Linked DNA regions of Mus musculus: region 1 is linked to region 2. The links are chromatin loops, found by intact Hi-C in ENCODE. Cell type or tissue: gastrocnemius. All regions are shown on one strand.

The links. Peaks named below come from ENCODE experiments on the same cell type or tissue, not always from the same donor. Only the 100,000 strongest peaks of a DNase experiment are listed, where the experiment ranks them.
Region 1: it touches region 2 in a loop (5-fold over the local background); 7 of 42 quality-filtered maps call a loop at or near these places.

The regions. Positions count from the first base shown.
Region 1 is chr19:45,278,544-45,286,543 of GRCm38, reverse strand. No RefSeq gene overlaps it. Among named protein-coding and RNA genes, the nearest start is that of Gm29595, 21 kb to the left of the region's middle. In gastrocnemius, a CTCF peak has its summit at 3,038 (motif pointing left); a DNase peak (open chromatin) is centred at 3,022; H3K4me3 peaks cover 322 bases.
Region 2 is chr19:45,217,551-45,225,550 of GRCm38, reverse strand. No RefSeq gene overlaps it. Among named protein-coding and RNA genes, the nearest start is that of Lbx1, 15 kb to the left of the region's middle. In gastrocnemius, CTCF peaks have their summits at 4,235 (motif pointing left) and 4,817 (motif pointing left); DNase peaks (open chromatin) are centred at 1,600, 2,971, 4,222 and 4,808; H3K4me3 peaks cover 1,128 bases; H3K27ac peaks cover 207 bases.

The sequences.
Region 1 (8,000 bases), 61 kb before region 2:
GCTGGGAGAGGCCGTCCCTACAGGCCTGGCTAGGAGTAGGACTGATTTTGACTCTTTGGGAGAGATGGAGTAGGGTAGTTATAAGATCTATTGATAGATCTGATATCTTCAGTGAAAAGTACTCGTTCTAGAATAGAAAAGAGTGTAGGACAGATTTAGTATTTTCTGTGGGTCTGACTTTAGGACTGGTTTTAGGTCATCTCATAGATTCCTGAAATTATTTGTACTGAATGTGATTAAGTCACGAAGACGGCAGTGGCAGTGGATGCCTTTAATCCCAGCTCAGCAGAGGCAGAGGCGGAGGCAGAGGCAGAGGAGGCAGAGGCAGAGGCAGAGGCAGAGGCAGAGGCAGAGGCAGAGGCAGAGGCAGAGGCAGAGGCAGAGGCAGAGGCAGAGGCAGAGGCAGAGGCAGAGGCAGAGGCAGAGGCAGAGGCAGAGGCAGAGGCAGAGGCAGAGGCAGAGGCAATCTCTGTGAGTTCAAGGTCAGCCTGGTCTACAGAGGAAGTTTTAGAACAGCCAGGGCTACACAGAGAAACCCTGTCTCAAAAAACAAAACAAAACAAAACAAAACAAAACAAAACAAAACAAAACAAAACAAAACAAAACAAAACAAAACACCACTTAGGGGCTGGAGAGATGGTTCAGTGGTTAAGAGCATAGGCTGCTCTTTCAGAGGTCATGAGTTCAATTCCCAGCAACCACATGGTGCCTCGCAGCCATCTATATGGGGATATGATGCCCTCTTCAGTCAGGCAGATATATATGCAGCCAAACACTCATACATTAAATAAATAAAGTTTAAAAAAAATTTTAAAAATAAATAAAATAAATAAAAACCCACTAAGTTCTTATTAGGTGGTAGTTTTTATATGCTACAATCAGTGACTACTACATCCTTGCAGGATACATATCATCACCGCAATTATGAGGCCCCCTCAAGAAGTAGGTTGCTACACAGGTGAGATCTATACCCCATATGGAGTCAAGTCTTTCTGCTCACCTTACAGGCCTCTTTACGTGTGAGAGACTAGAAATGATGCAAGCAGATACTGTACAGCTGAGGTCGGGGGATTCATGTCCGGAGGATGCTCTCCAGTCTGGGATCTTTATTTACTCCACTGGAGGATATTCTCTAACCCGGTGCCCACTTCCCTTCATGGCACATGGGACCACCTCCAGAGGGACATTTACCAGCTGTGTCCTAAAGGCCTGTCTTCGATGAGCCCATTAGAAGTGAATGGGAGGGCTGGTGAGATGGCTCAGTGGGTAAGAGCACCTGATTGTTCTTCCAAAGGTCCCGAGTTCAAATCCCAGCAACCACATGGTGGCTCACAACCACCCGTAATGAGATCTGACTCCTTCTTCTGGAGTGTCTGAAGACAGCTACAGTGTACTTACATATAATAAATGGATAAATCTTTAAAAAAAAAAAAAAAAAGTGAATGGGAGTAGTGCTTGTAGTTGATTAATCCAGCTCAAGGCTTGGCACATGGTGGCTTCCCGCTGACTTTGCTAAGTGAATGAACACATGACCAAATGCACACACATTACTACACGCACACCCTCAAATATACAGAACCCATCTTAGGACGCCTCCTCCACCTACCCACATGTTGCCTCTCTGAATTTGCTATTATTTCCACATACCAGTATAGAGTCAGTCACCTCTACTAGGGAGTATTCATGACACACACAGCTCGTGGACCACTGTGAACAGCTGCATCTGTTGGGCATGGCTGAGAGTACAGATGTGTAACATGCTGAGCATGTGGATGTATGAGTGGGTGGGTGTGAGCACCTACATAGGTTCATGTGTGTTGGTGTGTATGAACAAGCACATCTGGGCGACTGAATAAAGATGAAATGCACAAAGTGAGTTCCAGGACAGCCAGAGCCATACAGAGAAATCCTGTCTCGAAAAACCAAAAACCAAACCAAACCAAAACAAAAAAAATAAAAAAAGGATGAAATGCATGTCCACATACATTTTCAGGTAAACCTAGGTCTCTATAAACACTCCTTACACTATTAAAATATGGATAAGTAGCCGGGCGTGGTGGCACACGCCTTTAATCCCAGCACTCGGGAGGCAGAGGCAGGCAGATTTCTGAGTTTGAGGTCAGCCTGGTCTACAAAGTGAGTTCCAGGACAGCCAGGGCTACACAGAAAAACCCTGTCTCAAAAAGTCAAAAGTCAAAAAAAAAAAAAAAAAAAAAAAAAAAAAAGAAAAAAGAAAAAGGATAAGTTGTGATTGGAGAGATGGCTAAGCAGTTAAGAGACCTGGGGGCTTTTGCATAGGACCTAGGTTCAATACCCAGGACCTACATAGCAGCTCACAGACACCTGTAAACCCAGTTGCAGGGGATCTAATGTCCTCTTCTGGCCTCTGTGGAGACCAGATACATATGATTCCCATGCATACCTCCAAGCAAATACTCAGACACATAAATATACACAAAATAAAAACTATAGAAAAACTTCATGGGGGCTCTGTTCCAATTCCTCGTCTCTATACCAGATCCTTTTAAAGACGTTTTCCCCGTCTCCTTATTTTTCTGCAGTCCAGGGAGGTTTGGAAAGAAAAGGATGGGGTGAGAGGAGGGGAAGATGTCTCCTTCCAGTCATTTCTGTTCCCATCATCCTGGCCATTGCTCCACTTCCCTTTCCTCACCACATCCAGGAGGAAGCAAAACTATACCCATTGTGTCTTTCCCCTGGGGAATGGGGACCCAGGACCCATAGGCCTTCCTGGCTTGCGGATCACCCAAACTTGCCACCTCTCTGTCCCTGATTCATAAACTGGTCACTGGGGCTCAGTGCTCTTCCTGGTCCCCTTCCCTCTTCTTTCTATTCAGGTGCCTTAAGTGGTGCTGTGAAGCCTGCCTCCAGCCGCTGTCCCCAGTTCCCTTTCCTCTAGGCCTGGCAGGGCGTCCCCAGGGCCCTGTTCTTGGACATCATTTCTCTGGGAGAGGATCTCAGAGATGATCTGCATCCTTGAGACTTAGCCATCTTCCCCAGGGTGGAGCCCTCTCCTGGGCAAACTCGGTCACTGCCACAGCTTCTCGATTCTGAGAGGTGGGGCGTTCTCCTCCAGGAGCCGGCTTTTCTTCCCTGATGCCTGAGAATCTTGCTAATAGGTCCTCTCAGGGTCTCTTCCCCTAGACCACGGCTGTGCATGGACGTAGTTTTTGCTCGCCCTTCTCAACTTACCCTCTGTCGGACTCTCCCCTGGCAGTTCAGCTGCTGCGTGTTTCCTGCACCGTTCCTTTAGACAGGCTTCGGAGAAGCCACTCAAGAGCCTCCACAGCTCCTGGGAGCTTGTTTTTACAATATCACCTGCTCCCACCATAGCTAGGTTTACTACACCCGTCTGTTCCAGGAGATAGGTCCAAATCTTTAAAGGCTATTGGCCTTTACTGATCCCCAGTGTCTGTTCCTAACACAACCCCCTGTACTCCCTTAGAGACCCAGACTTTCCACCTGGGGCTCTGCATGCCTCTTCGGCAGCCACAGGGTCCTTGCTTTAAAGTGTGTTTCCTTCTCCTCACCTGTCTAATCCCTTCTCCTTCTAAAATCTACTCTGATGCCAGTTCTCAACCCAGAACAACCTCACTGAGCTACTAAACCAGGCCCCCCCCATCCCCCCCCCCCTCACACACACACACACACACACACACACACACACACACACACACACACACACACACCCTCCCGCTCCTGAATGGGCTCACAATGCCAGGGACGCCTCCCCGAGGATTTCGCTACACTTGTACTTTGATGTTGATGAGATTCTTGCGTTTAGTCTCTGGCTCGCTAGAGAATTGTGAGCTGAGGAGTCTATTTTTATGCATCATTGAATTCACAGGGCAGTGTCTGCTGTCTCCCAGCCTTTGATAAATATTTGAGGGCTGAACGACCAGCAGGATTAGACTGGACAAGGGAAGAATTTCCCCCCCTAAACCAGGTGCTAGACGCGCAGCAGCTGAGTTCTTTCAGCACGTTCCTCACCTGCTCAAGAGCTTTCTGTGATGGACTGAAGAGATTACTCAGCAGTTAGGCGTTCCACAGGACCCCAATTTGGGTCTCAGAAGTCACATGGTGGCTAACTCACAACCATCTGTAACTCCAGTTCCAGGAGATCTGTTGCCCAATCCCAGCCTCCTCAGGCACTGTATGCAGTGGTGTATATACACAAATTGGAACTCATACACATAGAAATTAAAAAACTAGACGGGTTTTTGTGGGAAGGTGGTATAAACCTTTAATCCCAGCACCCCGGAGGCAGAGGCAAGTAGATCTCTGTGAGTTCCTGGACAGGCAGGATTACACAGAGAAACAATGTCTCAAAACAAAGCAAGGCTGCAGAGAAACAATGTCTCAAAACAAGAGTAGACCAGATGTATGTATGTATGTATGTATGTATGTATGTATGTATGTATGTATGTATTATTTTACTTATTTACTTTGTTCTTTACATCCTGCCCACTGCCCCCTCCGTAATCCTTTCCCCATCCCCCTTTCCCTTCTCCTCTGAGCAGGTATAGCTCTCTCCCCCCAGTCCCTGCCCCTAAAGGAGCTTTTAATGAGAGACTGAGAGAGTAAGAGGAGGTAAAATAGCCCCAGTGTACTATGTGCATGCATGGAAGTGTTGCCAGGAGACATCATCATCATCACCATCACCATCATTATCACCATCACCATCATTATCAAACCCAAGGCTTTGCTTGTTGTTGAGACAAGGTCTTGCTATGTAATCCAGGCTAACCTTGAACTCTTAGTCCTCCTACCTCAGCCTCCCAAAAGCCAAGATTAAACGCATGAGCTACCACACGTGGCTTTAAAATGTTTTCTTATTGTTCTGGTCTGTGCTGTGTTTTGTTTTTCTGAGTCAAGTCTCATGTATCCTGGCCTAGTCTCAAACTTGATACACAGCTGAGGACGACCGCGAATCTCTGATTCTCCTGTCTCTATCTGCTGACATCTGTGATTACAGATGTGAGTCATCATGCTGCCTAGTTTATTCATGCCGGGGATTGAACCCAAGGCTTTAACCCACACATTTTGTTAACTGAGATTCAGTTCCAGCCTCTTCCTCTCTTTTATTCATTACACATTATGATCATGTGTGTGTGTGTGTACATGTGAATGTGAGTTGAAGGTGTGTGTGTGTGTGTGCCAACATGCATGTGTGGCGGTCAGAGGACACAGTTAAGAGTCATTTCTCTCCTTCTGCGGGGTTTCCCAGGGGTCTAATGCAGGTCATCAAGCTTGTGCAGAAAGGGTTTTAACTTGCTGGACCACCTCATTTTCTAACCTCCGTTTTTCTAAAGGATTTTCTGAGGCTGGGTATGACCCCATAAATGAAGGCTCAGGTCCTTTTAGATTTTTTTCAGTCTCTCCAAACAGATTTTCTTCCTTTCTTTCTCTCCTTTCCCCTGCTTAGGGGCATTTTAACATTTTATCTATTGAGTGCGTGCTTATGTAATGGATGGTTATGTGAGATCAGAGGAGAACTTGTGTGTGGGGGGGAATTGGTTCTTTCCTTCCATGTGTTAGTTTATCAGGCTCTGCACCAGGCACCTTTCCCTCGTTGAGCTATATCACCAACTCTGTTTGAGACAGGTTTCAAGTAGCCCAGGTTGCCCTTGAACTCCCTAAGCAGTTGCCAATGACCAAGAACTCCCGACCCTCCTGTCACCACATCTGGCATGTTCTTTTCTCTCACTGGTCTTTGCTTCCAAAACTCAGCAGCCCATAAATACATCTTGATTACTATGACCTTTATGCCATTCTTTCTACCTGGAAGAACTCTCATTTCCTCTTAATCTTCCCTTAGATTCCACTCTTCCTTGGAGGCTAAGACTAAGTCCCTCTAAGGCAAAGCTTTGCCGCTTGCTCATCAGAGACTTGCTGAGCTCTCAAGATCTGCACTTTGTTCAAAACATCAGAGACTGCTAACCTTGCTTGTTTTGCAGTAGAGTTGAAGCAGTCCCACTCCCAGCCCCAGGGCTGTCAGCCTTGAAGGATCACAGTGACCAGCCAGAGTCTGAGCAACTGCTAAAAGCAAGTCTCCCAGATGCTGGCATCAGTCATGACTCCTTTTTTTTTTTTTTTTTTTTTTTTTTGAGACAGGGTTTCTCTGTATAGCCCTGGCTGTCCTGGAACTCACTTTGTAGACCAGGCTGGCCTCGAACTCAGAAATCTGCCTGCCTCTGCCTCCCGAGTGCTGGGATTAAAGGCGTGCGCCACCATGCCTGGCAGTCATGACTCTTGAGTCACGTCACATCCATAGTCTATCTAGAGTAGTAGTCACTTGATATGTTTCTGTAAATTAATGTCTTGTTTTCACTCCAATATGTTCACCATTAAAGCCACTTTATAGGACCAAGCATGGTAGCACACGCCTTTTATCCCAGTGCTTGGAAGGCAGAGGCAGGTGGATCTCTGTTAATCTTAGGCCAAATGGTATATAAAGCAAGTTCCAGGACAGCTAAGCATACTCAAAGAAACTCTGTCTCAAAATAAGCAGACAAACAAAACAGAAACAAACAAACAAAAATGGGGATAGAGAGCTGGCTCAGTGGTTAAGAGCACTTGCTGCTTGTATAGAAGACCCTGGTTCAATCCCCAGCACCCACGTGGAGGCTCACAACATCTGTAACTCCAGTCCCGGGGATCCAACACCTTCTTCTGAACTCCAAGAGCAAGAGATATGCACATGCATACAGACAAAACCTCACACACATAAAATAATAAAATCAATCTTAACTTTAAAAAAGTCATTTGTGCCCTGATGTCATTGTGAATAAAATTAAAAGCAATGAAAATTTTTTGGTGGTGGTGATGGGGAGACAGGGTGTTACAGTGTATTTCAGACTGGCTTCAAACCTGCAACTTTCTGACTTCAGCTCAGAAGTTTTGTTATCACAGTTAAATGCTGGGACTATATATGTCTACTAACATACCCAGCTGAAACAGTTAAAATATAAAAAGCACAGGGGTTGGAGGCGCACATGCATGTGGGAGGCTGACCCAGGAGAATTACAAGTTTTAGACCAGCCTGAGCTATGTGACCCTGACTCAAACGAATATTTTTACATACAATTAAAAAAAAAAAAAAGTATGAGCCAGGCATGACAGGACATACCTTTAACCCTAGCACTTGGGAGGAAAAGACAGGCAGATCTCTGTGAATTCATGCCCAGCCTGGTCAACAGAGCAAGTTGTAGACTAGCCAGGGCTACCCAGAAAAACTACATTAAAAAGAAAGTAAGAGGATGATAAATACAGGATGTAGGATTTCAGTTACGTTACAGTTTGTATTGTGAATATGGGATGTGGGGTTTCAGTTACTGTTATAGTTTTTATTGTATTGCTTCAACAAACACTGTGGCCATAAGCAATCTCTATGTTAGGGAAAGAGATTCTTTCATTTTATACTTTTCTATTTCATCTCGGCAGGAACTCAAGTCTGGAACTGAAGCAGAGGCCATGGAGGGGTGGTATTTACTGGCTTGCTCTATGGATTACTTGGTGTGTTCTCATACCCCAGGGCTACCTGACCAGGGGTAGTAGCATTACCCACAGTGGGCCGGGCCCTCCCATATCAATCATTAATCAAAAAGTTGCCGCCATGAACTTGCCTACAGGTCAGTCTGATGGAGGAATCCCTGTTTCCAAATGACTCTATTTTGTGTCAAAAAGGACAGCTACCTTAAAAGCAAGGATACAGTAAAAGGCTGTTTGGTTAGTTATCAGGTACTTTCAAGATCTGATTTCTCTCTCTCTCTCTCTCTCTCTCTCTCTCTCTCTCTCTCTCTCTCTCTCTCTCTCTCTTTCTTTAAACTAAGATCTCTCTGTGTAGTCCTGACTGTTCTGGAACTCTGTGTGTGACGGGGATGGCCTGGAACTTACAGAGACCCGCCTGCCTCCCTCTGTCTCTGGAATGCTAGCATTAAAGCTATATGTCACCGTATCTGGCAAGGTCTGGAAATTTTGTA
Region 2 (8,000 bases):
TTAAGCCCCCCCCAAAGGACCATGATTTCCAGGTGGTACCCTAGCCCTAGGGACCCTGGGAAAATAAGCAACGTCCTTGGAGCAGTAGACCTCATGGACCGGTTCAGTCACAGAAGCCCCCCACATCACTCACAGATCCAAGGCACATTCAGGCACAGCAGAGTCTCAGAAACACTGCCAGACACTGTCACTCGAACTCATGGGCAGGAAGCCGCTGTCTTAGACATTCGCAGACACAACTACCCAGTCACATGCTTATTCGTTTAGACACCCGCTCTCAGGCCTGCGTGTAGATACACTCAGCTACCCACATGCACACCCCAGCGCACAGAACCACACACAGGATGAGAACACCCATAGACATCCAAGTCACGTCCACATAGCCTCGAAGGCACACGTGGTCACACACATTCAGACACACGCACATTTTCAGATCCACACACAGAGACTGCATCCATACACGAACTGAGACATAGAGCGCCCCCCCTCCCCATCTTGTGCCAGAGTCTCACCAGACATATCTAGGACAATCCCACACACACTTCTGGGCACACATAATCCCTACGCCCCCTCCTGCTCCCTTCCCTGGGCCTGACTCTTTAAGCTAAAGGGGGCGGTGCCATCAAATCAACTTTCTCCATCTCCAGATTCAAAGGGTAGGAGTGTAATTAAAACCAGATAATTAATGAGACAATATTCCTCCAGCTACATCTTTAATGAACAAACCCCTCCAGGGCAGCCTCTTCTTCTAGGCTCATTAAAGAGAAGAAAGTTGGGCGGTTTGCGGACTTCCCAGCGCGTTAATAACGAAGCGAACCCGGGGTGGGTGGGTGGGTGCCTCGACCAGGGTGCGGGAACCACAGTCACTTTCCTTGTCCTTAGCCCTCCTAATATCACTTTGGCCCCTTATAGGACCCAGCCCTCATCCCCTTCCTACTCACCCCGCCCCCCGCCCCCAGCGGGCTCCAATTTCTCCTGTTGCCCCCACCCCCACCCCCAGGGGTTTCCATAACTTCTCTTCACTGAGCCAGGCCTGGCCTGAGCTTACTGTGGTACATCTTTAGAAGGTACTCTAGGACGTGGAGTACTTTAGAAAGTACTCTAGGACGTGGCTGGCCCTCGCGCAACAGAGTGTGTCTCCCCAATTTCTTCCCACCTCCAGAGCGCCTGCGCTAGGCTCAGTGTTCCAGGTGGTCTGGCTGGATAAGGCTGGGTCTGTAAAGAGGAAGCAGAGGCCCAGACTTGAAGTCCTAGCTAAGTGGCCTAGGATCAGCAATGGGAACTAGTGGACTGGACATAAATTGGGCGGGGCGCGGAGCCGTGAGGGTCAAGTGGTTTTCCACGCACATCGTGCGCGCCCAGAAGAACACGCACTAGCAACAGCATACATGTAAATCGGCGCTCACGCTTGCGTGCACATAGAGAAGCCCAATCGTTCATGCATACACATGCATTGCCACAATGCCTGCCTGCGGTCCAGGCAGGCACCGGGACAACCTAGCTTGGGACTTCCCCTGTTGGTCTGGGGTCGCTTTAACGTCCCTGATTTCCAGAGTGGGAGCCTTTTACTCCTTGGCACTGCCTACCCCGGCCCTGGAGGGACCCAAATGGCTCAGAGAGACTGAAAGTCTGTACAGTGCAAGGCGAGCGGGGCTGAGTCAACCCGGGCGGCGGCTGTAGCTCTGGCGGCAGAGCCTGTGTTCGCCTGCGCCGGCTTTTAGGGATGAGTTATGTGGCAATGAGCGAAGTAAATCTGCATGCGCAAAAGATGCTAATTACTCTTAATAGCCTACCCAGACGCCCCGAGACTGGAAACCCAGAAACGTAAATCTGCTCCCGATAAATATTTTTAATTGTGAAATTTCCTGGAAAGAAGGCTTTGGGTGCGCGGGCCGAGGCATTCGGCTTTGGAGGGAGGCCCTCAGCCCCCCACTCTGGAAGCCGAGTCTGGAGTCAGGGCTCCTCGCGGGGGCGTCGGGTGCGGGCCGAGTGACCAGAGTTGGGCTGGCCGGCGCTGGGTAAAGTTAGTGATGTATCGCATTAATTACCAGTGTGAGCTGCAAATGGTTCGAGGCCCAGGGAAAATTAATGGGAATCCAAATTCTAATTATGTAGCTGTTGTTAAAGAGTTTAACTAGATAGTCACGGAAAAAATTGGATTATACATAGAAATATGCAGCCAGCGCGCAGGCTCTAGGGAGCAGTCTTGGGGAATCACAACCAGGCAGCCCCTACCTACCCTTGCCCTCGAGGGTGCTCCTCCTCTGAGGGAAAGGAATAGATCCACCCCCACCCACCCACTCGCCCCCACCCCCGCCCCCGCGTATAAATAACGATCCCAGGAGAGCCTATGGCAGCGGCAGGGAGAATCTCAGGCTAGGTCCAGAGGCTGAAGGTCGGAGAGATGCGCTCTTGGTTGCAGAGGTGGAGTGGAGGTTCTGGCCTCCTGAGTCCCTTGGTCTGGGTAAGCTTTTGTGCCAGTTTCCTAGAAGGCGGATAAACCAAGAGCAGGCTAATCTACCATATACTTCTTTTTAAACGACAGAGTAGCCCTGGCTGTCCTCGAACTCACGGAGATATGCCTGCCTCTGCTACATCAAGGCTAGAATCTGTGCCACCTCCCCGGGGGCATACCCTGTTCTTTTGATAGTCGCATAATTACATCTGGGTGCTGTGGGCTTTTATTTTTTCCACTGTCAGTTTAAGGAAATAGCCACCAAACAGAAGCCCAATTACACCCGAAGCCTCGTCATTCACTTTATTAAGGACCCTGGATATGTTTCCATTTTCGCAGGAAATGAGGTCTGATCAAGCAGCACTAATACCTCTGGCCTCCAGGGAGGGGGTGGGGCCTTTCCAGGGCCAGCTCCCTCCCCCCCCCCGCCCCCCAGGCCCGGGAGGCAGTAGCGCCAAGCTGCAGGGCGGTGGGACGGGACGTCTTGGAGAGACAGATACCCAACCGCTCACTTGCTTCCTGGGCCACCTGCTGGGCAGAGGCTAGGCCCTGCGCGCCTGCAGCTGGCAATCTACGGGAAGCAGGTTCGAGGCTGGAAGGACCTTCAGTCCCAAGAGACAACAGACTTTCCAGGCTCGATATATTATTCCCCTAAGCCCAACAACTCAGATCTGGGGATCTGGGGTTTCTGCTAAGGTCCCTAGAGCAGGGCTTGGACCACCAGGGAAGCCCCTTGCCGGGATCCTGGGCATCTTTGCTTTAATCTTGTTTCTCTTTTCATGTTCACTCTGTTAGTTGAGGAGAAGCCGGTGAATCCCAGTCTCCCTAAGGAGTCCCTGTATTAAACCTGTGCGCCAGCAGCTTTTAGACTTGAATTTCCTAGATGGATGAATGTGATTAATGCTTGCCCAACTAGCCACGAGGCTACTTTGGGACCTTTGATGGTCTTCCTTCCCCAAGTCCGACTGAAATCACAAAATAAGGAATGGGAAGGGATGGGGGACGCTTTGGGTCAAACCTCAGAAGATGGAAAAGACTGGAGAGGGGTCACACAAGTTACAAGACAAAGTTTTTCCAATTACAGGCTGCCTGGGATGGGGTGGGGGTGGGAGGGGATGAGAGATTGACTCTGGAAAGGAAGAGAATGGCCGGCTCCCTCAGATGCTCTGGGAGGGACTAGACATTTAGAGTCTGTTTTCTCATCCTGAAGGGCATGAGGGATATTGTCATTTTTTTTTTTCTAAGTTTGGAACAGATTCTAGCTTGGGGTGGGAAAGGCTGAGGATATGCAAAGGAAGTGCAAAGAAGGAAACCCAGGGATTGGGAGAGTCCCGGGTTCTCACCTCCCTACCTCTAGTAGCAAGGGGCAGGCGAGCTCAGAAAAGCTGCTGCCACAGACCCAGAGTCTGCAGAAAGCAGGTGGTGTGAGCATTTCCTCCCTTTCCAAAGTCTAGATTCCGAAGAATTCTTTTGCCAGGGGCCGGCTGGTGGTCTGATGACAGACTGAGACCAAAGTCCATCCCAGCCCTAAGGGAATGCTGGGGCTCTCGTCTCTAGTCTTTGAGCACTCGCATACCTCTCGCCCCCGTTCATCTCTCCAGTGAAAGCCCTTGGTGAACGAAGGCTGCTTCCCAGTCCTTGATGTACGCAGGCTGTCCTTATGTTTCTGTGAGCAGCGTCCTCGGACCCTGACTTCTGTTTCTTTGGGGTTTCAAAGTCATTCCAGCCCCGCCCCTTTAAAAGCCCGCGCTTCTCCATGTCGCGGGCTTTGAGTGCCACCTAGCGGCACTTGTGGCGACACTCAGCAGCAAGCACCCTTCACCCACTTCTTTCTGATGCCGGATCTGAAACCCCAAACCCCATGCAGTAGCCGCTTTAAGCTCAAATCAAAAAGCCTTCGCTTCAAAAAGTGTTACTGTCCCTTCCCAGCACGTTAGGAGGCTTAGGAGGCGACGCAGCTAGGAATAACAAAATACTGCTGCGGGCCTTCCTTTGGAACCTGCAGATGTGGGAAACGCACTTTCAGGACTGGGTATTGGATAGAGCTGGGGGTCTACCCGATGTCTCGGCTTTTGGATAGTAAATCAACAAACAACAACAACAACAACAACAACCACCCCACAAAAATGAGAACAACAAAGGCTAGGTCTTTCTTGGGCTGAGGGAAAAGGCAACTTCTTCCTGAGGTTGTACACCCAAAGGGAAAGTTCGTAGTCGTTAATCATCCTTACTCTTACCCTAGATTCGCTCTTTCTGTCCTCATCCCCTCACTGGTAACAAAGACCCCTCTGACTCCTCAAATCCGCATACTGGGTCCCGCCTTTGCCTGGGAAAGGTTAGACAAGAGCTCCCTCTGCTGGTCGTGATGTGACACTGCTCGGGCCAGTGCGCTGCAAGGCAGTGAATTTTCAGATCTGCTTCAGGAAGGAGGACTTTTTTCCAAACAGAAAGAGAAGTTTTCGCAGGCTTTATGAGTCTTCACAGGGAAGCAATGGCTCAGAGCTCCACACCAATTTTGCATCAATCGTATCTCTTTTTCTTCCTGTGGCTGGCCCAACTACCCCCCAACTGACAGTGTGCCAGCAAGGTGGGAAAGATTAGGAATTTCTTCCCACATATCATAGCTAACTAACACTGTGAATATGCACAAGTTTTTTTGGTCAATTATGCATGTATAGATGCATGTATGTATGCATCCACATGTGTATTATGTATGCATGCATATGTGTATGTATGTATGTATGTATGTATAAGTGTATGTATGTATGTATTCAGTAACCCTTAGGCCACATACTCTCCTACCCTAGTCCAGACTGCCACCGTCTACTGATACTCCCTCCATGTCCAGGCACAGCTACCCTCTTCAAGGTCCCATCAGCTTCACTATACTTCAGGATATTCTCCAGGTCTGGGCATTAGGAGGTGCAAGGGCTCCGTGGAGGGCAGGATGCCCAGGGCACATAAAGGATGAAGTAGCACTAAGGCCACTGTGGGTCTATGTCCTTTTCTTAGGGCCTGTCCTTACTGGAGACGGAAGACAGCAGTGGCATGCCTGTGACAGAAGCAGCACTGAGCTTCCAAGTCCCTCTGTGACCTAAAATGATCTGACAACCTTCCACAGAGGCTGTTGCTCCATGTAGATCCCAGAGCTCTGGTCCAGGTCACTTCAGTCCCGTTCACTTTGTTCAGAGCCGGGTCCCATGGGTGAAGCTCAGAATAAGCCAGTCTATTGGGCTCTTGAGGTCCTCTTAGGCAGTAGAAATAAGAATCCTGAGCCCCTGGGCTGGTGAGATGGCTCAGTGGGTAAGAGCACCCGACTGCTCTTCCGAAGGTCCGAAGTTCAAATCCCAGCAACCACATGGTGGCTCACAACCACCCGTAATGAGATCTGATGCCCTCTTCTGGAGTGTCTGAAGACAGCTACAGTGTACTTACATATAATAAATAAATAAATCTTTAAAAAAAAAAATCCTGAGCCCCAGGCCTTAAGCAGCAAGAACAATGAGGGGACCCCTGTGCGCCCCACATTGCCCCCTTCTTGGGGCCCTTGGTGCATTTCCATGGTACAGACATCCTGGTGCCTTTGGAGTCAGTGCCTGGAACCAGGACACACCACGTCCCTGCACTACCCCCATGGAGGAGCTGCAGACAGTCAGCTGCCAGGGCCAGCCACATGCTAATCTGAACTGCAGAAAATTTGGATTCCAGGACCCCACTGCAGAGCCATGGAAAGAGATCACTGGGAACACCTGAGAAATGTCCCTAGTGTGGAGACTGTTTCCTTCTTTACCCATTTCCCAATCCTATTTTGTTTGGGTTTTCTTTTAGACAGAGGCTCTCTATGTATCCCTGGCTGGCCTTGAACTCTCAGAGATCCACCTGCCTCTCTGCCTCCCTAATTCCAAGATTAATCACTTGGGTCATGACACATAGACACTTTCCAATTCTTTAAAGTTACTTTTATGAAACATTCAACTTGTTGATCTTTGGGAGGAATGTGATACATTGATATGTTACAACTGAGCCATTGCTCTAGAAGCTTGGTCAACTTCCAGGTTTAAAACGAGGCAAAACGGGGCTGGAGACTTAGCTGGCTTTCACGGTGCTGCCAAGAGACTGCGCTTTCTTCTCAGGTTTAAGAGGGAGTTTTTGAAAAGTTTGTGAGTTCCTTCGAGGTATCTACAAAAGCTCACCCTGTTCCTTCTGCTAACTTTTTTGGTCATCCATGTTTATTTCCTTAAGATTAGTAGTAACTAGTTTTGCCTCAGTTTTTTTTAAAAAAAGATTTATTTATTATTACTTTATTTATTACTTTATTACTTTATTACTTTATTTATTTATTACTTTATTTATTTATTTATTTATTTATTTATTTATTTATTTATTAGTACACTGTAGCTGTCTTCAGACACACCAGAAGAGAGGACTTCAGATCTCACTTCAGATGGTTGTGAGCCACCATGTGGTTGCTGGGATTTGAACTCAGGATTTTTGGAAGAGAAGTCAGTGTTCCTCTGAGCCATCTCTCCAGCCCAGTTTTGCCTCATTTTAAACATGGAAAGTTTTCTGTCTGGCTACGTGAAATACATTTCTGGACCTCTGCCCCTTTAATTCATTCTTGGCCATTTTCTAAGGAAACTCACTCACTTTTGATTCCTAGGGATGCTGGTCACAAAAGCCTGCTCTCCCATTACTTATCCACAACCGTGGGCTGCAGAACCCCTCTCTCCTCCCCACCCAGTGTGGAATATGAGGAAATCCACTCTGCTATTGTGAACCAGAACCTAGGTTTAAGTCTGCAAGCCCCACTGCCACCCAGTTTTTCCTCTCTGAGCCTCAGATTCATTTCTTGCTCTTGCTTAGAAACAGGGTCTTGCTATGTAGCCCAGGCTGGCCTCCAAACCACACTCTTTCTGCTTCAGTCTCCCTAGTGCTGGGATTATTGTCCGGTGTCATAGTGCCCAACTTGAGCCTCAGTTCATCTGTGAGACAGAACAGCAACTGATACCTAAAAAGTAGGCTCTGAGGGTTGAACAAGCTGATGTCCCCATAATGCTTTGCAAAAAGCACAATTCGGTGTCACTCTTCAGGTTCAAGAAAAATCCTCTCCACATGCAGGATATTGAGAAGCCCCAGCCTCTGGGTCTGAATAGTGATCTCTGGGGACAGAGCAGGCACTGCCGAGGTGAGAGTACGGGCAGGTCCATACCCTCACCTCCCTACGTGGGCATGTGTGGGTACCTCACCCATCTAGGGCCTCCTTTTCTTCACAGCCCATTGAACCCATGAGAGAAATTGATCTGATCCCTGTGAGGGAAACTGTTGGGATGAGAGTTTAAATACACAGAACGCTGTCCTCCAGGATAGCAGTGAAGGCCCTGTTTTCACTGGGTTGAAGCAAGTGGGTCCTGGCATCGGGAGGGCTTGTGCCCACGATGGAGAACAGAGACAGTGACAGTCATGGTTATGCACAGAAGTTTCAATGGCTGATAAGCCAACTATGATAGACACTTTCTGGATTGATTGATTGATTGATTGATTGATT